Linked DNA regions of Mus musculus: regions 1, 2, 3 and 5 are each linked to region 4. Evidence: chromatin loops called from intact Hi-C (ENCODE). Cell type or tissue: heart. All regions are shown on one strand. Region 1 overlaps Cald1 (caldesmon 1). Region 2 overlaps Cald1 (caldesmon 1). Region 3 holds the start of Gm52898 (a long non-coding RNA gene). Region 4 holds the start of Cyren (cell cycle regulator of NHEJ). Region 5 holds the start of Agbl3 (ATP/GTP binding protein-like 3).

Region 1 (5,000 bases), 120 kb after region 4:
TGCATTGGTGTACTGCTCCAGCCGGCTGTCAATCTTGGAGACTACTGCTGCTTGGTGAGTAGATCTGACACCACTGCCAAAGGAGCACAGACATGAAAACGTGAGACGGGAGGATCTCTCCGTAAGTGAGACAGCTGATGAGCCTCAAATGAACAGTCAACTCTATTTACCTTTTCTGCACAGATTTATTCAAAAACTCTGCTCGTTCCTCTATCTAGAAACAGAAGAAGAGAAGAAGCCTTGTGAATATGCAGAGGAAACGTTGTGTAGCAAAGTCCTAACTCGGGGAAGCTCTGCAGACACTGAAAGCCTGAGGTGCGAATCAATGGAGACCATACCAATGAGTCTTTGAAATACCTCTGAGCACTCGTGGAAGGCAAGGCACACCCAGAAAGACACGCATTTCACCTTTGGACCTGCTTCGTGGCCCATAGCTTACTCACGGTGGCCTTCTACCACACTGCTACCATTCTTGAACTTGGTTAATAAAAACTATCTCAGAACAAATGAGAGCACAACCACGCTGGGAGTAGCAGCCCGGAGGGGGCAGGGAGGAAATGATGAATAATGTATCTGAGGCGGGGGAAGCTAGTATTGGAAGAGGGTGCAGAATGCAGAGAGAGAGAGAGAGAGAGCCGGGCATGGTGGCGCACGCTTTTAATCCCAGCACTGGAAGGCGGAAGCAGGTGAATTTCTAAGTTCGAGGCCAGCCTTGTCTACAAAGTGAGTTCCAGGACAGCCAGGGCTACACAGAGAAACCCTGTCTCAAAAAAAAAAAAAAAAAGCAGAGAGAGAGGGAGAGGGAGAGAGAAGAAGGAGACAGGAGAGGTGTGTGTGTGTGGGGGGGTATTGGGAGCAAAAAACAGCCAGTTTTATGGCCTTCCATAATACAGACCAATGACAAATTAATTATTTATGTATTTAGATCTGTATCTCTCTGTGATGGCATTTGGAAGTGGGTCGTTTTGGAAGGTCATTTTGTCAGGAAGGTGGAATCCTCACGGATGGCATTAGAACACTGATGGAAAAGACAAGAGGACTCTCCTATTTTCTTGTTCTCTTGCACATGAAGGGGCAGCAGGAACAGAGCCCTGTGTAGAACTCAGCAGTATTGACACCCAGATGACCTCACACTCCCCAATCTCCACAGCTGTGGAAAACAAATGCTTACTTGGTTTAGCTTATTGGTTGTTTTTTGTTTGTTTGTTTGTTTGTTTGGTTTTTGAGACAAGGCCTTACTATGGAGTGTAGGCTGTCCTTGAATTCCTGGTTCTCCTACCTCATTGTCCTAAATGCTGGACTGACAGGCATGAGCCACCATATCTGGCAAATGATAACTACTCAGTCTACACCAATCTGTTGTGCTTATCCAATCTGACCAAGAGAAGGGAACATTCCCATCTTATCAGCCTAGGGCAGGTCACCACAGTAGATCTCTGGACAGGGTAGGATATGGAGCCTTTCTTCATGCGTGCTCCTTGGCAGACTAAGAGAACAAAGGGTCCTTAGATTTGGAAAACACTTAAATACCAGTGGTAGGTACCATATTAAACGTCATCACGAACATGATGCCACATCTCTAAGACAAAATAGGAGTTTTGATATTTGAACTGAGTTGTATAGTTTACCATTTCAAAAAAATTTTGATATTTGAGCTGAGTTTCATAGTTTGCAGTTTCCCACATGAACTTTTGAAACCGAGGGAGGCATGCATGAGCTGGAGGGGAAGCTAGGTGTCTTGTTTATTTATTTTTACAAGTCAAATACTTTGCAGAGGGTGGTGGGAAGTGCAGCGTAGTACAGAGCAGAGCTGAGCCCTGTGTGTGTGTGGCTCTGCCAGCATCTTAAATGAGGGTTGTTCAGCTCCCCTAGGCTGTCCCGTGAACCAAGCCAAAGAGTGGGCACACCCCTGCTCCTCCTTTTGTATCTGAAATAGTTAATCCAGCTTGACGTCATTCTCTTAATTTCCATAGGATGCACCCTCTGTTTACTGACTCTTGCTGGAAAGCGCCTTAACCAGCTGCCCTAGTGTGGAGTTTATAAATTAAAGACTCTGCACAATATTTAAGGAATTTAAGGAGGTAAGTTGGTGCTCCTGATAACCAGCAGGTGGCAGTACCGTCTTAGTAGAACTTAGGGAAGACACTACCGCTAGCTTTAGATAATAGGTTGTATATTTTCCTTACCTCACATTCTACTTCTCCATCAATAAACTCAAACACCAACACCAAAAGCCTTTGGATTTAATCTACTTATAATTTGTTCTTTGTGTTGTCATTCATTGCTACCATAACCAGGCAATGAGAACTCACTTGTAGAGTTTCCAAGACAGTGGAAATCATAAGGAATAAACAAATATACCATTTAGCACTATTTTAAGGTCAACATCCAAATTTTTCCCTTCCCATTGGCAGTGCATAGTACCGCCTGGTTGTTAGAATTGTTATAACCAACACTGCTGTCTGGAGAGCATCGCTAGGTATTGGAATTCCATTATAGGATAAGCTAGGTTTAGGAAGATTCCAGAAAGTTCTCTAAGGAACTTCCATCGGGACCAAAGGCAGATAGTATACACCTAAATGCCCATCTCTATTATGTAAAAATTAAAATTTGTCTGGTCCTTTCTGTACATTTACTTTAAATGATTGTTAACATGTGCGGCTCCATGAGAGAGAAGACGGGGTTCCTAGCGAGGCCAGGGGGATCCAAATGAGAAGTGAGGACCCTCAGGAGCTTGGTAGAGAGGAGATGGTTAAAGGGTGGGGGAGGAGGGGAGGAGCCCCAGTTTGTCCAGAAATCAGAACAGATAGGATCTAGAAGTCCCAGTGACCGCTCTCATGTTATCAGGACTGTTCAAGGAAGACTCAACTTGGGAGAGATTTTAAAGCAGGAAGAGAGAACATTATTTTCTTTGATTATTTGTTGATCCAGGAACAAAAGAGCAGGACCAGGGACAGGCTGCCCTGGTGGCTGCTCGGAGATAAGCAGCGAGGAGGGAGGACACTTCTCCCTGGCTGGATGACTGCTTTCCTGGCTGTTCCTTTTGTCTTGCTGATCATTCCAGTGACCCTCAAGCCAAGCGTTTGCCATAAAGCTCTCAAACAACCAAAGGAAAACACTTATTGTCTTGTTTTGTTTTTTAGATAGAGTTTTACTCTGCAGCTCAAGTTGACTTGGAACTCGCAAGGTCCAGGCTGGCCTTGAACTGGTGAGCCTCTTGCTCTAGTATCCCAAGTGCTGGGATCAAAAGAGTGAGTTACCACACCCAGCCTGAAGCACTATTTTTTCTCCAGACTTATTTTTTAAATTTTTATATGTATGGGTGTTTTGCCTATCTGTATGTATGTCAGCATGCAGTGCCCATGGAGGCCAGAAAAGCTATTAGATCCTCTAGAGCTGTCAATTCCAGTGTCGGTGTTCAGAAATGAAGCTGGCCTATTGCAGGCCTTGTTGTGCTGGCCCCGAGGGCTTCCTGGTTTGAGTGACTGAGTGGACTGCCTTTCCCCAACATCTCAACCACTCCACAGTCTCCCTGACTTCAGTTCTTTTTGGTCCTCTTTTCTCTCAGAAAGAACTTCTGCCCTGAAAGTTAGGAGCTCTGATCCATGAAGGCAGTAGTAAGATCGAACTCTACTGGGAAAGATCCCTATCCAAGTTGCATCTCATCTCCTACAGAAATAGCTTTGCAGTTTGGATCTGGACCAATGTCAGTTGCTCTGCTTTTAGTAATCACAACATTAACATAAAAAGCAGCTGAAAGAGTCAGGGGTCAAATGTTTGTCGCTCTCCATATGGTACTATCCAATTCCCAATGTGCTATATAAAAGATAGGGCCTTTGGGTGAATTCCTTATAAATGGGACTAGTGCCCTTCTTAATGAGCCAGATGGAGCTTGTGTGTTCCTTCTTTTCTGTTTCATCATAGGAGAACAGAGCAAGAAAATGCCATTGTCAGATATTGAATTTGCTAATGCCTTCTTTGACCTTGGACTTTTCTGCCCCCAGAACTGTGAGCAATAAGTTGTTCATGTTACCCGGTCCAAGATGTCTCGGTAAAGTAGACTGGACAGATTAACACAGGACAGCAAAGAGCTACAAGAAGCCAGGGAAGTCTTAGATGATCAAAACCTAAAGGGACTCTAGTGAGATTCCTATGATGCTGGAAGGGAGCTTTTATAGGAAGTATTTCTGGGAAGATACCTTGAGAGACGAGCCTTTAGGAGTGAAGCACTTGAACGGCTTCTTGTCCTCTGACAGGCCATCCTCTGGCATCTTCTGGCGCTTCTCAGCAGCTTCTGCCCTTCTCCTTTCGATCTCTTCCTTTAACCTCCTCTTCTCTTCCTGAGACAGACAGAGTCAATAGCATCATAACGTGCTTCAGCGCTGTGAGCCCAAGAGCATCATCAATCAGAGGGCAACAGATTTAACCCTAGTACGTATGTTGTCCCATCTTCTGGGATGCTCAGGAGAGGGTGCCCCTGAGCACAGGAGTCCAGCTGCCTGGATTTGCATTCTGGAGGGGCATTTTCCATCAGTGTGACCTTGGTCTTACCTGCTACCTGCCTCAGTTTCCCCACTTATCAAACAGAACCGCAGAAATCATCTAGTTTTATGAATGACTAGTTTAGAAAAATGTGTGTGAAACGTTTAGACTGCCACCCTGCTTGACAAGTCTCCCTTGAAGGTGATGTGTTATCATCACATCTTGTAAGTCATTTAACAGCAACCTTCCACTTCTGAAAAGGGCAAAGGAATACAAAGGCCCCCTCCACCTGCTTCCAGGGAAGAGTTGTCAAGGTGGAATCCTTTGTGCAAAAAAGGGCAATAAATCTATGGTACCAAGTCTAGCAAACTACATGAGGTTGACACATTGAGATGATTTTGTGGTAGCCCCTGACTCAACTGAAGACATCATTTTAGGTGCTGGCCTCATTGAAAACTGGAGTTAGAAGAGACACCGGAATAATTAAATTTCCACACAACTTAGGGAAACTGTATAAC
Region 2 (5,000 bases), 270 kb after region 4:
GGCCTCTCTGGCCCACACCTGTCACCACTGATTGTTAAAGACAAGAGTAAAACCAGAACCTTAATGTTGTGTATGCATTGAATTATGTGCTTTGAATCAGCATATGGTAGGCTGTAAACACATGCAAGTCACGTGCCAACTAAAAAAACCAAAACGTAGGTATATAGAGGAAATGATCTTAGTATCAGCAGTGACAGTGTAACCCTCTGTGTTTTCTAGTTCTCTGTACTAAGCATGCGTTGCGTCTTTTTCACATTTTTTTAAACAGGTAGAAAGAAGAGAAGCCTGATCCTGGAGTAGGAGCCCCCCCCCCCCCGGCCCCCCAGACAAAGGAGTCTGCTGAAGCTGTCACATGTGGGATAGCTGCTGGAAACCTCAGATGTGGAATTTCAGTCCAAACTGAATTCTATTCGACTTACTCCCACCGCCCAAGCCACCCGGGGTCTTCAGATTACAAAGGGAAAAGGATAGAAAACCATGTCTGGGCTTGAAGACACCATGCTGCATGGAGTCTTTTGCTGTGAAAGCTCTTTGCTCCCTATGCGGGCATTACAGGGAAGGGTTAGGCTAAAGAACATTCACGGAGTCGGGTACAGAGAAGACAGGAGGGTCATACAGCTGTGGTGAGGAGGAAGGTCCTTACCCAATAGGCCATTACCTGGAACCTGAGCCCACTGCAAAATGTGAGCCCAGGCACCAAAAGCTTGACCTTGGCCAGGGACACCTTGAAAAGGAATTATCAGGGTGTAGCTACTCCCAGTGGAAAGAACAACTGCTGTATTTTTAACAGCAAGGGTAAAAGCCAAAATATGGAGAGACATGGACGTTTAATGAAATGGAAAAAAAAATAATAAAACAACCGCCAAACTCCTACCCTCCTCACTTCCTATTTGTACTAACACAGATGGGCAGGCAGCTCCAGGCTAGCTGATCCTATGTGGTCAGATCGCAGGCCGAGGGACAGACATTTCTATCCCACCAGCTCTACAGCTGCATACCATCCCTGGAGACTATGGGGAAGAGCTTTGTATCATCGATCTCCATACAAGGATATTTGTAAACAACATGACTAGAGCAGAAGGTGGCCCGATGGCCACAGGACATTTGCAACCATAATCTCAATGGGAGAAGAAATAGAAACCAGGAGGAGAGGACACCAGGGGGAAGAGTGGGAAGAGGTCTAGGAGGAAAGGAACAATTTCAACAGAACCCATTTCCTTCCTAAATTACCTTATCTTACTGCCTCCTTCATTCATTAATTTTAAGGATGCTTGATAAAAGAAGAGGAGGAGGAGGAGGAAGTTTTTTGGTCAAAATCTCCAAGTAAGTACCTAACAAATGAGAATGGCTCCGTGCAGCTGACATAGTTGTGGGCCATTGAGTACTTCAGACAGCTACTGACTGATTTTTCAGTAACTGATTTTTTCCAAGGACTCATGTTCTTGTTTCTCCCCTCCTAGCTACAGGGGAGCTTAGAATGTCCTTGGGCAACTGCAAGTCTAACATAGATCTTGACAATTGAAATGATTTTTCAGAACAATCTAGAAATTGCCCAGGACTGGTCACAAGTGGAATCCCATTTGAAGAGCTAGGCAGATGGTGTAGTTAGTAGACTGCTTCCTGTGTAAGCATGAGGAATTGAATGTGGGTGCCTGTTTCCTGTGTAAAGAGTCAAGCATAGCACCCCACACCTGTACGATCAGCACTGGGAGGGCAGAGACAGGTAGACCACTACAACTCCCAACATAGTTGAATCAGGGCACTCCATGTTCAGTAAGACACCCTGTCTTTAAAAAAAATTGTGGAGAGCAAACTGAAGAAGGTAACAGCTGTTGACCTCTGGCCTACACACACACACACACACACACACACACACACTTAGAGACTTAAGACTATTAAGTTTATTCTATATTTTTTGCCTTAAAAGTTTATTTCTACCCATGTTAAACCCACAGCAGTCATTGCACACACAGTTTTAAAAGGATAATCAATGTAGACCACTAGGACATAGTGAAAGCAATACAGTTAGCTTTGACTATATATTTTTCTATTTTTAGGCCATATATCATTATCATTTTCAACTCTAGTGTGCACATATGTACACATACAGAAAGTATGTCCTGTGAGAGCCAAGATACACATACATAATAACTGTACATGACAGCTCTAGGCACTTTTGCAGTGCAGGGACCGCTCTAACCCCAGAAGGTGTACAGACGAGTTGCAGCTCATAGGAGACCATAAGCAACTTGTCACATCGGTGCTCCACTCTCAAGTGGTATATATAGTGTAACTTTGACTCAAAAGGGAAAAAAAAACCCTAGAAAAAAATTACATTAAACAAACAAAAGCAAAAGGTTGTTCCACACAGTGGGGTGTGGGAGCCAGTAAGGGGTGCAGAGAGAGAGATGAGTTAGAATGGAAACGTGAAAGTCTCAGAATAGAAGTACTTTTAAAGAAAGACACAGAAACAGTGAGCAGTCAGAAGAGGAGAGGGGCTTAGGGAGGAGAGAACCTAAACTCTAAAGAGGATGACCCTCCCTCCCAGTGCGCCTGGGCACTCCCAGCCTGTGACTGCTATTCTAGGGAAGCTATTAATAGCTCTTCCTGTCCCCCAGTTTGGACGACAATTGGCACAGTCACCTCCTCGATAGTTCTGGCCTGAGCCAGAGGACTAATGGAAAGGATCGCAACTGGGACACACATGGAGAAGGAAGGGGAAGAGAGGCACGACGCAGCAGGAAACAAACCGGAAAAGGAGACAGGACACACAAACTATGAACTGTGGCAGAGCAAATGTAGATAAAGCGAAGAGGGCCAGCGAAAGCAGAGCGCGCAAGCATTTATCCTTTAAGCTTAAACAGTGAAGAGACAGGGGAAACGAAGACTCAAAGTGATTCATAACACAAATATGTGTAGGCTCCTAATATTTTCCCCTGTATTGACACGGTTACTGGCCGAGATCAGCCTTTGTAAATTTGACTGAAAAGAGTTCTTGCAGACTCCCCCACAGCCCCTGTGGTGGCTGTCTCCAGGCTGCTCCAGGGTAGCATCTCTCTCTCTCTCTCTCTCTCTCTCTCTCTCTCTCTCTCTCTCTTCCTTCCCCCCCCCCATCCCCGCCTTGGCTCAGCCTTCCCACCAGCCCCTCCCCCACCCCTGATGGCCGCATACCAGACTGTCTGCACTGTGGTTTCCCAGCCGTCCACAGATAGGCCACAGCGAGCGAAGCTGTGCCTCAGTGCGTCATTTCGGAGACCTTTTTTGACTTTTCACCAGATCAGAATTTCATATTGTGAAAGGCTGAAAAGTAAATCTCAAGGGCAAGTTCAAAAGGCCAAGCGACTTCTAGCAAAGCTGCCCCAGACCTAGAGGGACGGCAGAATCCCGTCAGCAGTAGGGTCTTCTGCAACTGGGCTTTCGGAACCCGTGCCGCATAGGTTTCTACCCCGATTTTGAGTTGGGGCATAGTCTGGGTTTAATTCATTCGTTGGGGCTCGAAGCCCTTCACCTCAAACGTTTGGGTCTTTACAGAGACTATCAAGTTAAAGGGCAGTCCAAAGCATGGGCTCCAATACAGTAAACTTTCTAAGAAAGGAGACGGGGACAGAGATGCAGGCGCGTACAGAGAACATGCCACAGGAACACGGACAGGACTATCTAGTTGTGAGGGAACAGGTAGAGCACAGCCTTCCTCACTGCAGTAGAAGGAACCAACCCCGGGGATGGCCTGGCCTTGGCCTTCTAACCTAGAACTGCGACAAAATTGGCTTCTGTTTGTAGTGCTCTGTTACGGTAGGTCTCAGAGATGAATACCCAGGTATAATCTGACCAAAGATGCATGTTAGGAGGAGTTGAAGGGACTGTTTAATCCGTCCCCCAACTTTCTCTGAGGAGACTATGTGTTATCTTAGAGTTATCTGGAATCGTGAGCCTTCTTCGCAGCAAGATTAGACCAGCTGATCTTGAACAGATAATTGTGCCTCAGTTTCTCCAATGAAATTGGCTACTAGACTTGCATTCTTAAGTTCTGATTGTGATTGATTATAAAGTTGAAGAGTGCTGGCACAAACGTGCTGAATTGTGGGGAGTGGGAGTGGCTACCAAGGCAAGGGGACCCTAACTTCAGCTGGGCAGAGGCAGAGCTCTCAACAGTCCATCCAGTTCTCATTGGGGGGTGGGGGGGCAAGGCAGGGTTTCTCTGTATAGCCCTGGATGTCCTGGAACTCACTTTGTAGACCAGGCTGACCTCGAACTCAGTCTTTTGAACATCTAAATTTGACACAAAGGAACACCTGAAACAGCTACAATCACCGAAACAGCTACAATGTTTGTCCAAGTCACAGAAACCTTCAGAACCTAATTCCAGGGTGTTTCCCTTTGGTCGGGCAGAGAACCCATTTGCTGACATCTTTGGGCTTCCAAGGACAGCCCACTTTTGGTTTCTTCCTAGTTGCTCCAGGTCCGCCTGCCTCTGAGCAGAGCAACTGACTTGAGTCAGTAGTGTAAGGCATGGTGTTTAGTTCTGCTTCCTTATATGGCAGGGAGTGACAGTGTGCTTGTCTGTCTAGCTGAACTGCAGTATGGCTCAATGACAAGTTCTAATGATTGCTTATGGAAACCTTGTGCTCTGGCTTCCTTCACTTTCCCAGGAAGACAGAACAGACAGCCATAGGGTTGGAATCAGGGAGTGGCACTGATTCCTGCTATGCCATTTGCCATTTATGTCACTTGGGGCCAGCTATTTAATTTACTTTGCTGTTCTCAGATGGCCTTTGCTGAAAAAGTTGTGACATACAGTGAGCCAGTAGGGTAATGGACAGATTGAAACTTCGTCCTAGAGCCCTAAGGCTTCAAGTCAATCATCCCAGTGCTCTCTCTCTCTCTCTCTCTCTCTCTCTCTCTCTCTCTCTTAACCCCCACCTCCTCATCTTCCTCCTCCCTCCCCTTCTTCGTTTTCTTTCCATTTCCCATTCCAGGTCTAAATTATTGAAAAAAATTCT
Region 3 (5,000 bases), 370 kb after region 4:
GGCTACCTGGCCTCTCCTCTACTGAGAAAACCTGGCCTGTCTTCCGTGCTCAGTTTGCTTTGGATTTCTCCAATCCATCCCATCTCATGCCGGTCAGACTCATTACCGTGCCCAAACTACCCTGATTTCTTTAAAGCAAGGTCTCTACATAGTTCTGGCTGTCCTAGAACTCACTAAGTAGACCAAGCTGACCTCGAACTCGGAGATATCTACCTGCCTCTCCCTATACTGAGTGCTGAGAGTAAAGGTGTGTGCCACCACACCTGGCCAAACAGTCTTGATTTTAACAATTATCTCCTTTGAAAATTTAAAATAAACTTTATTATTTTATGTGTGTTCATGACTGTGTGTGTGTGGATGTGTGAATGCATATACACACACTGTGGAGATCAGAGAAGACCTTTGGAAAACAGATTTTCTCCTCCCTTCTTTGTGTAGAGTCCAAGCATTGAACCCAGGTCATGGGGCTTGCAAGCCAGGGGCTTTTACCCCCAGGACCATCTCTCTGGATTCTATTATCTGGTTTTGTTTTGATTTTGCAATGTTAGGGATTGAATGCCCAGACTTATCTTGTTCTTAAGCACTTTTTGTCTTGGAGTTACTGCCTAGATACTATTTCTTCAGCCAAGTGTACGTACAAGCACACATCAAGATCACATAAGGTTTAGAAGGTCTGAACTCTCTTCAGAGAATTTCACCACTTGTTGGCTTTAGTATCTTTTAGTTTTGTTTTGTGGCATTTTGAGACAGGATTTCTCTGGCTGTCCTGGAATCTCTCTGTAGACCAGGCTGGCCTCAAACTCCCAGAGATCCACCTATCTCTGCCTCCCAAATGCTGTTGTTATTTATTATAGAAAAAACTTCAAGTACAGCCTCCGGGACATTTTACGTTCTATCCAAACAATAGAACAGCATTCAGATGTACAGTTCGCTTGGCTAAAACTCTGAAGCATGGAGAAATACTTTGGATAAATAAAAGAACACAGTATGGAATATGAGTTAAGAATGTATCCATGTGAAACATGTATATAGAAATAAATGAAATGGTGCTTACTAGGGCAAAACTTGAGAATTCCTTCTGCTCACAAGATACTTCTATTGTTATATACTCTGTAATTTGAATGACATCATGGCAGGTCTCTGGTTTTATGGCATTATAGCAGCTGCCTGAGGGGAAATCCTCTGAGCTGATTACACATGAGGCCTCCTTTGCTCTCTTATGTACCAGCAGCAAGGGGATCATTTCTGCATAGATGATAAGCAACTAAAGTCTAGACAGGTTAAAGATCAAGGGCTGGTTGTAAGAAAAACCTTAAAAACCAACCCACACTGGAGGGGAATGAACCCTGGGAATTCTTTGTTTTTTGGGTTTGTTTTTGTTTTTTGTTTTTTCGAGACAGGGTTTCTCTGTGTAGCCTTGGCTGTCCTGGAACTCACTTTGTAGACCTCGAACTCAGAAATCTGCTTGCCTCTGCCTCCCAAGTGCTGGGATTAAAGGCGTGTGCCACCACGCCGGCTTTTTTTTTTTTTTTTTTTTTAATCCTGGGAATTCTAAGGGCGCTCTCTCTCTCTCTCTCTCTCTCTCTCTCTCTCTCTCTCTCTCTCTCTGTGTGTGTGTGTGTGTGTGTGTGTGTGTACACACTCTCGAAACTTTTGAATCCAGACATGGATTCATTCACTTCCCTTGCCAGCCAGCCAAAGAGACAAGCAAGCAAACAAGTGAGCTTCTGAGAGCGAACCACGGGGCTGCCTAACTTTTTAGAGTTTTAAAGGAATAATGCTTTCTTGTATAGCGCAAGATTCCTAGCAACATTTAAAATAATTACTATGCATCAATATTTTGCATTCACAAAAGTTTCTCACCCACATCATTTGGTCTGTTTATCTTCATTACAAATGGAAAATTGTTTGGTTTTTTGCCTAATCAGTCCTGAAGGATGAGCAGACAGGAGGCAGCAACTGAGACAGGGAGAGGTGAGTGATGGAGAGGAGAGCCTGGAAGGATACTAACCCTTCTGGGAGTCTGCATGAGCCTCTGTGGAGCAAGACTTGGGAAATGTCACCCTGACACCTGTCTGGAGAAGAGTAAAAGAAGTTGAGGCGAGAGAAGCTGAAGTACCTCTGGGGGAGATGAGGGCTTTAAGAGCAGCAATAGATATGGAGAAGGAATAAAATTGTGAGTAGAGATGACACCACAATTAATCAAGAGAAGACAGGGATGGTGGCCAGGAGGCTGGGTGAACACCCTGATATGGTCAATGATACCAGATAAGTCTCCAGAAACCAGGAAGGACTTGATATTAGTTTATATATTAGATTTAAACCTGCCTCTTTCCCAGGGTGAAGTCCCTTGGGGATCCAGTGCTTCTATTTATGTTTATGGTTATGTAGGCAGAGCTCTCCAGCTACAGGACCACAGGAAGAAATCACACAGAGGAATTCCAGGCCTCCCTGTAGCACATGACCAGTTATAGCAGATTGCTCAAGGTAGGGTTAGAGGCAAATATAGATGCATTTGTGAATAAATACTGACCCCCAGTGTCCATGTGCAGAAATAAAAATTAACAAGCCCTCTTCATGCTGTACATAGGCTCTGCTATCAGAGTCAGGATCCAGGATTCTTCAGAAACAGACAGCAAGTAGCGAGCCTACAGCTAGAGGCTGCTGGGGGAACTCTGGGCACAGTCTGTCAGGACAGATCAATGGCCTCGATTGTGAGTACAGAACTTGTGTTAGCTTCCCCCCTCTAGTGCACTGCTGATATTTGCCAAGGTCCAATCTCAGCTGCTTCTTAATCTTATCAGTGTGAAATAGTAGATTGACTGATAAAAATTCTAGCTTCATCTGACAGCCCACCTAGTTCAATAAGGCTTCCAGTGGAGATTTCCCTCAAGGAGGTGCCAAGTGAGGCAACTGGGCAGATGTTCCCTTCTCAATTGAGTGGCGGACTCTACTACTCCATTCATAGAAACTTCTTAAGTAAATTGGGCAGCAGCTTCTTCGGCTGTGGTGGCTTCTTCTTGAGGAGAGTAGCCATTTAGAATCCTGGCTAAGCACCAGCAGGGTTGCTCGTGAATGGCTCCTTCTTTTGGGGGCTGGTTCTTTGGTACTTTGGATGTACACTGACGTCACATCTCAAGAAAATGAATTCATTTTCGTAAACTCCAGTTTTCAAAGTGAGAATGCTTAGATGTTACAGTTTGGATGTGAAATGCCCCCCTCCCCCAACTTACCTTTGTTAAGATAGGGCTTTGGTGAATAATGACAATACCAATGATTATGCTAACAATGTGGGAAATCTGATGGGGCCCCAACCCAAGACTAAGAACTCCAGGCAACTGATCACTGCCAAGGGAAAATAGGTCCTCTGATTGGTTACACACCAAGTGGTTAGCCTGAAATCAGGTACATGCAGGCCACAGTAAACACGAACTCAACAGGTTGAATTTACATACTTACAAATTATATCTGAATATACTAAATTATTTAAATTAATTAAAAGATACGAAATAAAAAGGAAATCAAGGATTTTTTTTAAAAGATGGGGCTTTGGGGAAGTAAATGAATTGTGAGGATTCTGATCTAAACCGATGAATGCATTGAGGTCTTCATGATATCTCAGCAGGTGACGGTATCTGCCACCAAGCCCAGTGGCCTGTTTGAAGCCTGATAACCCCAGCTTGATTCTTGGAACTCACACCATAAAAGGAGAGAACCCAGTCCCCAATGTTACATGCACCGTGGCACGCATGTATCCCTGTATAAATTTAATAAAAATGTTGAGTACTTCTCAGTCTCTCATTCTATACATTGGTTCACTGTGGGTTTCTCTATTAATAGCCATCTATTGCAAAAAGCAGCTTATTTGATGAGGGCTGATCATCAACCTATGTGCACAAAGTTAAGTACTGAACACTGGGGGTGGGTTAAAACTATGTATACTTGACATACTATTTGTGAGTATGTTCTCCTCAGAACCTATGCTCTACCCAGCCATGGGTTCTTGGATCAGTTAATGGTGCCAGGCATGGGTTACATATTCTAGAGTGGGCCTGGCATCCGGTCAGAAAGTGGTTGGTTACCTTTATAACATTTGTACCAGGGTTGCTCCAGTGGGCATATTTTGCCAGGCAAAATGTTGCTGTAGCTTTCAGGGTTCACAGCTGGGTAAAACTGTTATTTTTTTTCTCACCCCCATAATGAGCATAGCGCCTTATATCACTATGAAAGCTAAGCCAGTGGGAATAAACTTCCAGATCTGAAATAGCTTGACTGCTCTGTGTACTACAGTTAGGCATGTGCGATCTTCCCTTCCTCTCAAGGGTTAAAAATCACAAAAGAGGAGATGGAAAGACCATAAGAGCAGAGGCAATTATTGACTACAAAAAAAAAAAAAAGTGTTTTCTGGCTATGAGAAGGCCTTGGCACACATGAACACACACAGCATCTGGCAGAACACTCTTGGCTTCTGTCGCAGGCAATGAGGTGCCTCCATTTCAGGCCACTGATGCTCAGAGGTCTCGGCACCAGGAATGATGGCTGTTTCCTAGTCAGCTAGATTCAAGCTGACTAGGACACTGAGCTGAGTGACAGAAGGGACATCTGAGAGGTGCCTGATGTAGGGAGTGCAGATTAAATAGAATTTAGGTGCCACAAAGTAGCATCAAGAAGTCACATCACTTCAAGATACTATGGAGAAAAAAATATAAAAATATTTGCATCAGGAAAGAAATGTCATTATTAGTCAACTAAAAGATGTCAGTGTTTATCATATTTCTGATGAGTTACATCAGCAGATAAGCTAGTTTGGTCTGCTACATAGCTGTAGCTTCAAAGGCGAAAAAAGTGACAAGACAATCCAGCTATTGTTATATTTTTTAGTGTGTGTGTGCACATGTGTGTGCACATGTGTGTGCACGTGTGTGTGCACATGTGCCACAGCATGCATGTGGAAGAGAACAGAACTTTGGGGGGCTGGTTCTCTCTGCCAGCCATGCCAC
Region 4 (5,000 bases):
TCTTACAGTCACTTGGTGTCTCTTTCTGGACTATGTGAGTCGCCTGGCCCTGGTGATAGCCACAGCTCCCTGCCTTGGTTATTGGATGTCAGCTCTCACTAGCCTCAGCTGCCATGCCTTTCTGGCAGAATCCGGTTATAGTTGAGATGTACACCACAGTGCCCTCTTCTGGTCTCAAGCCGAGATCTGAGTGTCTTCTGCAGAACCTGAAAGCTGGGTAAGGTGCTGGCTAAGAGGCTTCTCAGGACAGCAGGCCTGAGATCTGGGCCCACCTCCAGCTCCTGCACCTTGGGGTCTTGTGGTCCCAGAACTCTCATTTGGTGGCTTCCTCCTCCTTCCATCGTGAAGTCTCTTAGCTTGAATAGTACCAGCTGCCTGCACCTCTGCCTGGCTCAGCTGCATCGGCTGTGCCTGTGCTCTGGTCTCTCACTTGGAAGGAGAGAAAAGCAGGAGTGTTGAGGCCTGGGCTCCCTTCTGGGATGGAAGGAAAAGTGGAAAGCGATATATAGGAAAACCCTATATATCATAGTTACTATTTATTATTGGTGTGCCTGTGTGTGTTGGGTGGGTGGGTGGGGGGTGGGGTGGGATATGCCACAACAAAGATCACAAGACAACTTGGTGTAGACTTAAGTTCTTTCTGTTCATCTTTATGTGTATTTGGGGGATCAAACTCAGGTGGGCAGGCTGCATGGCAAGTGGCTTTCCCCGCTGCGCCATCTCCTGCTCACGTGTTTACCCACGTCCACACTGACATGAAGGGGTCAGTCCGTTCTCTGCCGTGTCTCCACTCCGACTGACACACAGCCTCATCGTCTGCCTCACCCAGCTTTGTGGGCCTGGGTTCCGCCTGAGTCAGGAGCCCGTGATTTAATTTCCTCTGGTTTTCCTGTCTTATGGCGTGCTCTTTCTTCCAGCATGTTCCCCACAACTTGCTGAACCAGTGGTTTTAAGGCTCAGAGACAGAAAGAACATTCCAGAGCTTGTTCCTCCCCAACCCCTCCCAGGAAGAATGCATCCTTCAAAGCGCCTCTTTGGAACCCCTGAGGGCCTTAGTAGGGCTCTGTCCTTTGCTGTCCTTGAGTGAAGGTGTTGTGGGGCACAACCAAGAAGGCAGGTCACACTGCAAACCTTGAGTCACTCTTCTGGGGGCTGAGAACCTCGCCTGGCAGGTGCAAGTCTGCATTTCCCTCCCTGTGCCCTGGGGCCCTGTCTCTGCTGAGCCCCAAACCCATGCCCAGGAGCTCGGTGTGGGGTCTGGAAGTACAGTCACGATTACAGTGCCTGCTGACTAAATGAAGCTGACGGACACTTGTTACTATAGCCAATAAATTTATCTGCCAATTTAAAAATAATAAAACCCATGTGGACTCCAGCACAGGCAAGTCTCCTAGCTTGGTCTTTCCCTCCTGCTGCTGGGGTCTTTGCTGACAACAGGCTCTGTATGCAGCCACACAGGTCTTTAGCCTTATTTGCTGGGTGGCCATGGAGAAGTTTTAAGAGATGTGCAGGGTCGGGAGAGTTATTAAGAATCAAAGGAATCCAAGAATGGAAGGATGCCCTCTCACCCAGCATTAGGCTTGCTTGGCTCACATCAGATGAGGTAGAGGGCCCGCCCTATTTACAGTCAATGAATGCTACTTTCTTGACAGCTAGGGGCTGCCCTCCCAGAAAGGTGGCAGCCTGGCCTGGTTCAAGAGCAGCTAAAATGACTCTAGGGGTCATCTGTGGGATTGGAAGCCATTGGTTTATCCCATTAAGAGTTGGGGCCTTTAATTTCCTGGTCCGAGCTATCAGTTTAGGATTGAGGATTAGCATTAGGGAAAGGCTATGGAGAAACCGTGCTCAATAGGGGAGCTGTGGGTGCCCCAGTCCAGAGTGCGGTGTTGACCTGCTGTTGTAAATCGAACTTGGTCACTCTTGATTTCTCCGTTTGGGGGCAGACAGAATCAGATCTGAGGTTTCCTTTGCTCCAGCGCTCCAGAGAAGAACCTCCCCTGTGAGGGCCTCCTACTGTGTTTTTTTCAGTCGTCTTCCTTGGCTTTTTCCCCAACCACCCAGGTTGCCTTAAAATCATGCATGCGTTTAGCTGAAAGATTCCGGACACCTGGGAGCTAGCTTGGCGCCTCCTCCACTTCTGCAGAGGGAACCTTTCTTTGCTTCCCCTAGTTACTGACTCTGGCCGCTAAGAACCAACGGCTGCGCCTCCGTCACAACAGCTGACAGAAACAGGAGCCTGCGGATGTGACCCGCGGTCTGCAGGGGGCACCCGGGGCCCTAGCGGCCAGCCAGCGCCCGGGTCCGGAGCGCGCACGCCGGGAGCGCGCAGGAGCCGGAAGGGGCGGGCGGTGGGATGCGTGCGCGTCTCGCAGTTCTGAATCCCCGGAACCCACGGGAAGGACCGCAGCGCTGCCCTCCCCTCTTGCCCACGGTTCCATCCTGTCCCCAGGCCCCCGGCTCTGCGCCCTCTGCGGTAGGGAGGGAGTGGCGCGGCCAGCTCCGCGCTAGTGCAGCGACGTCCCGCGTGTGCCTTCTGGGTGAGATTTTCCAGGGACCCAACGGGCCCGACCCGATCAGCGCTGAGCTCCAGAAACCTTGCGGCGGGCAGGACCTGGCTGCTGGCTCGATGGTCGATATCCAGCTTTCTACGACTTTGTGCACGCTAATTCTTAACCACGTCTGTTTCTCGTCTATAAAATGGACATGATACACATGTACTGCCGGGTCTGACTCATTTCTGTACACTGTCACTCACTGGATGGTATTCCTCTTAATCGACTTCTGTTCTGTGGCTGGACAAGTTGTTTGGTTTAAATGAAGTTATAAACAGTCATTCTGGATGAGCCAAAATTGTCTACTGGTGTATGTTGGGGGCAGGGGGAGCACTGCCCATTGAAATGTGTGAATTAGAAAGCCTGGGGGATTTAGTAATTGATATGTTTTGTAAAATGTGGTATGGGAGGGAGGGAGGGGGTGCCTTAAGCGGGCCCAAGCTGAACCCCCTCCTACTCCCAGGTATCAGCCATATGATGGGTCTAGTATAAAAAGAAGTTTATTTGGGGACATGAGAAGGGGGGTTGAGAAGGGAGTAGAGGCAGAGAAAGAGGGGACAGAGAGGGACAGAAAGAGAGAGAGGGACAGAAAGAGAGAAAGGGAACAAAGAAGAGGGAACATGTGGAGAGAGAAGTGGGGAGGGGGGTTCAGAGAGCATGAGAGAGGCCAGATAGTCCTTTTATAGCAAGCCAGGTTTGTACCTGGCTGTTGCTAGGTAGTTGAGTGGAGCCTAGAAGGAACGTTAGCATGCTAACAGTAACCAAATCACAGTAGAGGTGAGAAGTTTGTGACATAGATGGAGATGGACGATTGGGCCAGAATCCCCTTTCTTCCTTCCTTTGGGCTGTAGAAATGACAGGAAAGCATTTCTTGTTGCTGCAACTGCCTGTGTGGGGCACAGAGCAGGGGAGGGGCTACAGATATCTGTCTGCAGGCCCCATGTCCTATCTGCTGCTAGTCCTCCATGTGACACAGTGTACATGGCTTGGCCTTCTGGGCTCTGCTCACCTCTGGGTCACCTCAGGTCTGCCCTACACTGACTAGTAATTACTGCTGGTAAGTTGGAAGAGCGTTGACTTACTAGAATCTACTGACTTGGTTCCTCCTTGTAGGCATTGAAGATCGGCACCCACTGGGGTCAGATGAGCCTGGTGTGACAAGAGAGTGTGAGTTTTGGTCCTGTTCTAGAGAAGCAAGCCATGGAAACCCTAAAATCCAAGACCAAAACGAGGGTCCTCCCCTCTTGGATGACAGCCCCTGTGGATGAGAGAAAGGTTGTATCAGTGAAGACAGCCACAAGGAAGCAGACAGCCGCCTGGGCCCAGAGAGTGGGGGCAGCAACAAGGTAGCTAGCTGGCCTGTCTGTCAGAGTGGGCGGGGCAATGAAATCCGTCCTTCCAGCAGAGCCCATCGCTCTCAGCTTGCCCCTCACAGAGAAGCACCACCACGTGAGTGTGTGCTGGTGAGCTCTGTCCTGCCGTCTAGCTGTTGATGCAGGCAGTGAGCTCTGCCTACAAACCATGCCTACACCCCAGGAACCAGTTGTTCAAAGTGCTTATCTCTTCTTCATTGGTGACAAAAGCAAGATCAATGGATCTGAAGTCTAGTCACCTGAGTGGTGCCTGTCTTTCCTGTACACAGGGCTTTTCAGTCAGTCAGTCAAGAAATCTGACATTGCAGAAGTGACGGGTGAATGCTGGTAGTCAGGGCGGGGAGAGCTTATCAAGTAGGAGGGAGGGAGCAGCCATTCTCTCAGAAACAGGGGCAGGAGGCTTTCAGGGCCACACTTGCTGGCTCTTTCCTGTTCCTTACGTAGTTGTCACAGCCCCAGTCACATTCATGTACAAACTGGGCTCTGGCCTGATGGCCTGTACTGGCTATGTCCTCTGTTTGCTTTTGAGACAGTGTCTCTCTCTGTAGCCTAGGCTAGCCTGGAACTTACTATTTAGGTCAGACTGGCCTGGAACTCACAGAGTTCCACCTGCCTCTGCCTCCCCAGTGCTGGGATTACTGTGTGCCACCACACTCAGCCGTCCACTGTGTGTTTCAAGGAGTAACAGTGGGAAGCCAGCCACTATCCCCACTCCCAGTTCTGTGTGAGGGAGTCCACGAAGGGAGGGTAGTCCTGTGCCCTGCCCCTGGACCACTAGGCTGAGGAAACTCTACAGCTCAGAGAATCAGTAACTCCCCCCCCCCCCCGGGGGTGCTTCCATTTCCTTCCTCCTTGTGAGTCCCTCTGCCCTCAGCTGTGGCTCTGCGTCTCTGTTTCAGAGCCCCAGCCACGGAGACCGTGTACTGCATGAATGAAGCTGAAATGGTAGACGTGGCACTGGGGATCCTGATTGAGGTAACATCTGTCCTGTCTCTTGTGTCTCCTATGCCTGGCGATTCCTCATGGGTAGGAACGAGCACAGGTCCCCCGCTCCTGGTAAGAGAGATGCTCTCAG
Region 5 (5,000 bases), 97 kb after region 4:
GTTTAAAGGTTCTTGGAATACTTGGGGAAACAACTGGTGAATAAGATCACAGAAAGTTGTGGACTTAGAGAACTATATATCATTTTTGGAGAGATTTTAGAACTTTAAACATATGGTAATTTATACTTAAAAAAAATCTCCTTTAAAACAGAACAGGATGTAAGTACAGACACAATATCAAACACTATCTCCCTCCTCCTCCTCCTCCTCCTCCTCTTCCTCCTCCTCTTCCTCTTCCCCCTCCTCCTCCTCCTTTTTCTACTACCCACATCCTTTCCTTCTGGTATTGGAGTCACATTACTGTACTGTGGTGAAACCCAAGAACCTTGGCTGGAACACCAGGGATTTGAGTATGGTGCATAATATGTTGCAATAGATTTCGCACATAAGGAAGGAAGTAGATATGACTGTAAAAATAAAATCCTAATCATTATATACACACATTTAAATAGAATCCAGAATAATCTCACCCAAGATTTTCTCAAGAAAAATCCTTTCTTTCCCATTTTAAAAAATGTTTTTAATTAAAATAGAATTAGATCATTTTGCCCTTCCCATTCCTCCTGTCAATTCCTATTCCCCCTCCCCACTCTCAAGTTGATAGCCTCGTCAAGAAAAATCAACTCTTTTTCTTTCTTTCTAGACAGGGCACATTACACAATACATTTTTCAGTTATTTTCTAACTTCTATGACAAAAACAGACATCATCTGTTTTGTTTTTACATCAAATTAATTCTATAATGTTTTAATTGGAAATATGTGCTTGATACTACATTTTACCTCAAATTACGCAAAGTAAAAAAGAAAGACATACCAAGTCATCGTCATCACTGATGCTTCTATCTGAGTAGTCTTCCTCCTCTGAATCTTCTGACATCTCTTCTAGTGTCTTCCTCGGAATGTCTTTAATTATGTGAGTAGGCTGTAAAATGTCTAAGGAGATTTTTAACAGCTTTTCTTTTAAGCAAAGGTGTGCAGGTTCTGTATTAAATGAATACTACAAAACCTGTCCAATTGTATTTAATTAAGAGTGACAGATCTCTGAAAACTAAACTAGTAAGGATACAGGAAATTAATTTCAAATTCAAAGATTTTACAAAACTATCCGTTACTACAAAGCAAGCTTCCTAAACAGATATCCAATACCAGATGTTCAGTCCTACAAAGAATATACACATAAGCAATATTCAATAGGCTTCTGCAAGTTGCATTTATATATTTATTTAAACACACAATGATAATAAATAGCAAAAGAGGATATGTATCTGAGAGGGTTGGAAGGGGGATAAATGATGTAATTATATTTTAATTAAATAAAAAATTTAAGATGATGAGTGGATATGGAATGGGGGTGTGAATTTTAGAAGAGATGAAGGGGGATATATTTATAACCTGTCAGTATGTTTTATGAACAAAAATAAAACTTAAAAAATCTGTTGAAACAAGAGAGACAAATCACGTAAATAATTTAGTTGAAAAACTTCCACAGTATATAGCCAGGCCATTTACATTTTATATTCATAACTAAACACTACACTGCAATAGTAAATGGGGATTGTCTTCACGCATTAAAAAGTACACAAGAAAAGTTATAATTATTCAGACAATAAAATGTAGCAATAGTGTAAAAACTTTCCCCTTTCTCTTGAACTTTCAGTTGACCCGAGCTTCAGTGTGTATAACTTAAGTTTCTCTTTAACCGTGATCATTACTGTATATTTAACTTTTAAAGCCAATGACACCATTTGTATTGGAATAGCTACCAGAAGGTCCGGCTGGAGATGACCACTGTTGCTTCTAGGCAAGCCTGAAATTGGCATTTTACTAAAATGACATTTTCCTCCTGCTACACATGCCAGTGATTGTGCCTTTGGGGATAATACAGTTTTAGGTATACGTTTCCTCTTTTCTTATTTGCAATGAAATCATCCTTGCCAAGCTTTTACACTTTGGAGGACACCAAAAGAATTTACCAATTTCACAACTACTGGTGTTTGGTTCTCTCTAAAAGCGAGCCTTTTGACCACCGCCGACAAACACCTTCTCAGCCCCCGGTTGACGTCTACAGACGAGCGCGTTCGGGGGCGCGGACGGCGCGGAAGGCCTCGCGAAGCTTCATCATAAACGCCAACTGCAGTCGAGAGAGCGGTTTCTAGGTGACATCTCGGGGCGGAGACCGAAGCTTCAGCCCCGGATGACGGCTCGAAATTACGACAACCCGCCGGGACGCCCGGCGGCAGCTCCTTACGTGCGCGGACGAGGCGTGCAGGCGCTAGGCGCCGGAAGCCCGCGGACGCCGGTCCGCGCCCGAAGCGGCGAGCGGGGGGCGTGCGGCCGCGCCAGGCCTTCTCTCGGGGCGGGACCCGCGCGGAGCCTCCTCACTCACGCGGGCCCCGCGCCGTCCCGCGCCGAGGGCCGCATTTCCCCCGCTCCCCGCTGCCTAAGCGGCGCGTCCGCCGCCCGCCTCGTTCCCTGGGCCTCTTCAAGTCCGCCGGTCGTCCCACCCCTGCCGGGAGAATACTTTAGGATGTCCCCCAGGCACCGGGCGACGACAGGGTCAGAGCAAATGCCATCGAAATTCAGCGGTCGCTGAGAGAGCAGGCCGCTTGTTGCCAGGGCAACGGCTGTACTCTCGCGAGACTTTGGGGAGCTTTAGTGATTTCTTCCTAGGGACAGCTGTGAAGGTGGTGAGGTTTTTGGCGGGAGACATTGATGCTAGGGGATGATGGGAACTCCTGGCTTGGCTTATGGTATGGACCGGTTTGAGCATTGCAGGAGGGAGAGTTTAGCACTGGGGAAGATGCGACTGCAGTTTGTTCTGAGTGACTATAACTTGTTTGCTAGGTGCCTGCGCTGAGAAGGCAGTAGAACATACAGTTTAAGGCTTGTGTCTAGAGCCCCCCTTGACTTTTAACAACCTGATGACCACGGGCAAGTTAATTTTCTGAACTGAACCTTATTAATAAAAATGAACTAATTTATTTGAAGTTAAAAGGTTGAGTTCTATTTTGCACAATTATAATTCATTCTTATTCTGGAAGTGAGACTTAAAATACTTGATTTGGAGGAGTCATGGTTATATGTATAAGGGTAAATTCTCAAAAATTTCATCAGCTTAGAAATTCTTTGTTAGCCAACACTTTCACAAAGCAAATCTCCCACCTTGCCTTATTTAAGTCAATAAGACCCCCACAGCAGTCTTAGGATCTGTGTTTGTGTGTGTATATTTAACCCTGATTTGTTGGTCACTTTTCACTTTGGTGGATAATACAGTTGGAACAGTTTTCCAAGTAAAGTTAATAAAAGAAAAACCCATATAGACAAAAAGAATGAGGAGGTGTTCAGTGCCCTCATGGTTCGCATTAAGCGCTTCAGTTTCAGCATGGAAATGGGTTAGCATCTCTAGATTTGTTAACTTTCTGGGAATGTGTTTGTGTCAGACCTTGAGACTTTCTGTTTCTTTGGGCATTGGCCTGAGGAAATGAAGTGTGCCATTGATCACACTTGTTTGAAAACTAGTCTTCATAGTTAGTTGTGCTTGGTTTTATGCCATGTGTATATCACTAACGGAGACAATGCTCAGAGACTCTCTGGTTTGAGGGTATCCTCAAAGCTCCAGTACCGAAATTTACTTGCTCCTGTGGATATGTAAGAACAGAAACATAACCCTACTTCTGTTTATATGTGGGGCCGTTCAGGGGTAAGTAAGATGAATGAGACCATCGGCGTGGAGTTCTCATAATTAAAACTTAGTGGCTCTATAGGACAACAGAGGGCACCCACTCCCAGTTTCTGCTAAGGGGTACCATTTGGTCACTTGGGACTCTCTGCCTGCAAGTCCGTCACCAAATGTGTTCCCTTGGCTTGTACCACTAGAATCACAGTCAAGCTAGACTTTTCTTAAAACATCCCCCGCTGGTGGTATTGTGCTGTTGGACAGTAAATAGGGTAAGCCAGTTTGTTTTATATGGAATCTATTGTTTTTTGTTGTTGTTGTTGTTGTTGTTGTTTTGTTTCTCTTTACTCATGGATAAAGGCTATAGGCTGTCAGGTTCACAAGATGGAGCTCCAAGAAACATCCCAGCCAGATAGGGAAGAGGCAAAGATAGGACTTAAATCATGTATGTATGTATGTATGTATGTATGTATGTATATTCAGCCCAACTATGCACATTAACATATGTCAACAAATATTTATAGAGAATGCTATTAGTGCATAAGAGAATTACTTAGAAATTCTCAAAGCTTTGAAAAGTCACATTCATTCATTACTCACCTGACCTTTACGGGTTAGTTTTACATCAGAGACTATTGACCGTGAAAGGCCATTGCAGAGTTTTTTAATGGGGATTACATCCTAATGGGAGAAGACAATAATAGAACCAGGCAGATGAAAGTTGCTATGGAGGGAAAGAAAGCTTAGCAGTGCTGGGGTCGAGTAGCTTGGCAGCGTAGTTCTTTAATGTGAGGTGGCTAGGGAAGCCCTCTGCCCAGGTAGCATTTGAACAAGAGACTAAACCTCGTGGTTGACTAGAGAAGACCTCGCTGGTGCAAGTGCTGAGGCCAGGAGAGACATGCTGGCTGTGGTTAGTGTCACTTTAAAGACACATCATATGGAATCCCCTCTCCTCCAGCTAAAGTTAAAATCGCCTTAGAAGCATTTGCTTTAAAACATTTTAAAGTTTTAGAACATTGTTTGTATTGCATTTATAGGGGCATGCATGCTACAGTTCATGTGGAGCTCAGAAGACAACCAGTAGTACTAAGCCCACTCTTCCTTTACCTGGACTCTGGGAATTGAACTCGGGTTGTTCTGCCTGCATATATGTCTTCAGACCAGAAGAGGGCACTAGATCTCATTACAGATGATTATGAGCCACCACGTGATGGTTGGGAATTGAACTCAGGACCTCTGGAAGAGTAGACAATACGCTTAACCTCTAAGCCATCTCTCCAACGTCCATGGGCTTTCCACTTTTAATTAAGTTTTTTTTTTAAT

The links. A loop is a pair of places that touch in the nucleus more often than their neighbours do. Peaks named below come from ENCODE experiments on the same cell type or tissue, not always from the same donor. Only the 100,000 strongest peaks of a DNase experiment are listed, where the experiment ranks them.
Region 1: a loop joins it to region 4, with 2.1 times the contacts of the local background. A loop is called at or near these places in 4 of 42 quality-filtered maps.
Region 2: a loop joins it to region 4, with 3.0 times the contacts of the local background. A loop is called at or near these places in 4 of 42 quality-filtered maps.
Region 3: a loop joins it to region 4, with 2.9 times the contacts of the local background. A loop is called at or near these places in 7 of 42 quality-filtered maps.
Region 5: a loop joins it to region 4, with 5 times the contacts of the local background. A loop is called at or near these places in 17 of 42 quality-filtered maps.

Annotation. Positions count from the first base shown.
Region 1 is chr6:34,757,324-34,762,323 of GRCm38, reverse strand. It overlaps Cald1 (caldesmon 1), which reads right to left. Exons shown (of 14, transcript NM_001347100.1): 8 at 4,200-4,340; 9 at 171-214; 10 at 1-73. Among named protein-coding and RNA genes, the nearest start is that of Agbl3, 21 kb to the left of the region's middle. In heart, a CTCF peak has its summit at 2,100 (motif pointing right); no DNase peak of the experiment used is centred here.
Region 2 is chr6:34,608,304-34,613,303 of GRCm38, reverse strand. The region is part of intron 1 of Cald1 (caldesmon 1); the gene reads right to left. Among named protein-coding and RNA genes, the nearest start is that of Cald1, 12 kb to the right of the region's middle. In heart, no CTCF peak of the experiment used is centred here; DNase peaks (open chromatin) are centred at 2,643 and 3,263; H3K4me3 peaks cover 1,511 bases; H3K27ac peaks cover 4,908 bases.
Region 3 is chr6:34,509,130-34,514,129 of GRCm38, reverse strand. It overlaps Gm52898 (a long non-coding RNA gene), which reads left to right and starts at 2,345. Exons shown (of 3, transcript XR_003956420.1): 1 at 2,345-2,487; 2 at 2,591-2,714; 3 at 3,623-3,796. In heart, a CTCF peak has its summit at 2,533; no DNase peak of the experiment used is centred here; H3K27ac peaks cover 953 bases.
Region 4 is chr6:34,875,437-34,880,436 of GRCm38, reverse strand. Cyren (cell cycle regulator of NHEJ) reads left to right here and starts at 2,372. Exons shown (of 4, transcript NM_001135611.1): 1 at 2,372-2,537; 2 at 3,666-3,898; 3 at 4,825-4,900. The coding sequence starts at 3,753. It overlaps Wdr91 (WD repeat domain 91), which reads left to right. Exons shown (of 15, transcript NM_001013366.1): 15 at 1-11. In heart, CTCF peaks have their summits at 170 (motif pointing left), 2,273 (motif pointing right) and 4,040; DNase peaks (open chromatin) are centred at 896, 2,336, 3,956, 4,746 and 4 weaker places; H3K4me3 peaks cover 2,297 bases; H3K27ac peaks cover 3,405 bases.
Region 5 is chr6:34,778,034-34,783,033 of GRCm38, reverse strand. Agbl3 (ATP/GTP binding protein-like 3) reads right to left here and starts at 2,602. Exons shown (of 20, transcript NM_001289656.1): 1 at 1,975-2,602; 2 at 816-934. The coding sequence starts at 878. In heart, CTCF peaks have their summits at 2,218 and 4,841 (motif pointing right); DNase peaks (open chromatin) are centred at 2,223 and 2,593; H3K4me3 peaks cover 1,524 bases; H3K27ac peaks cover 1,448 bases.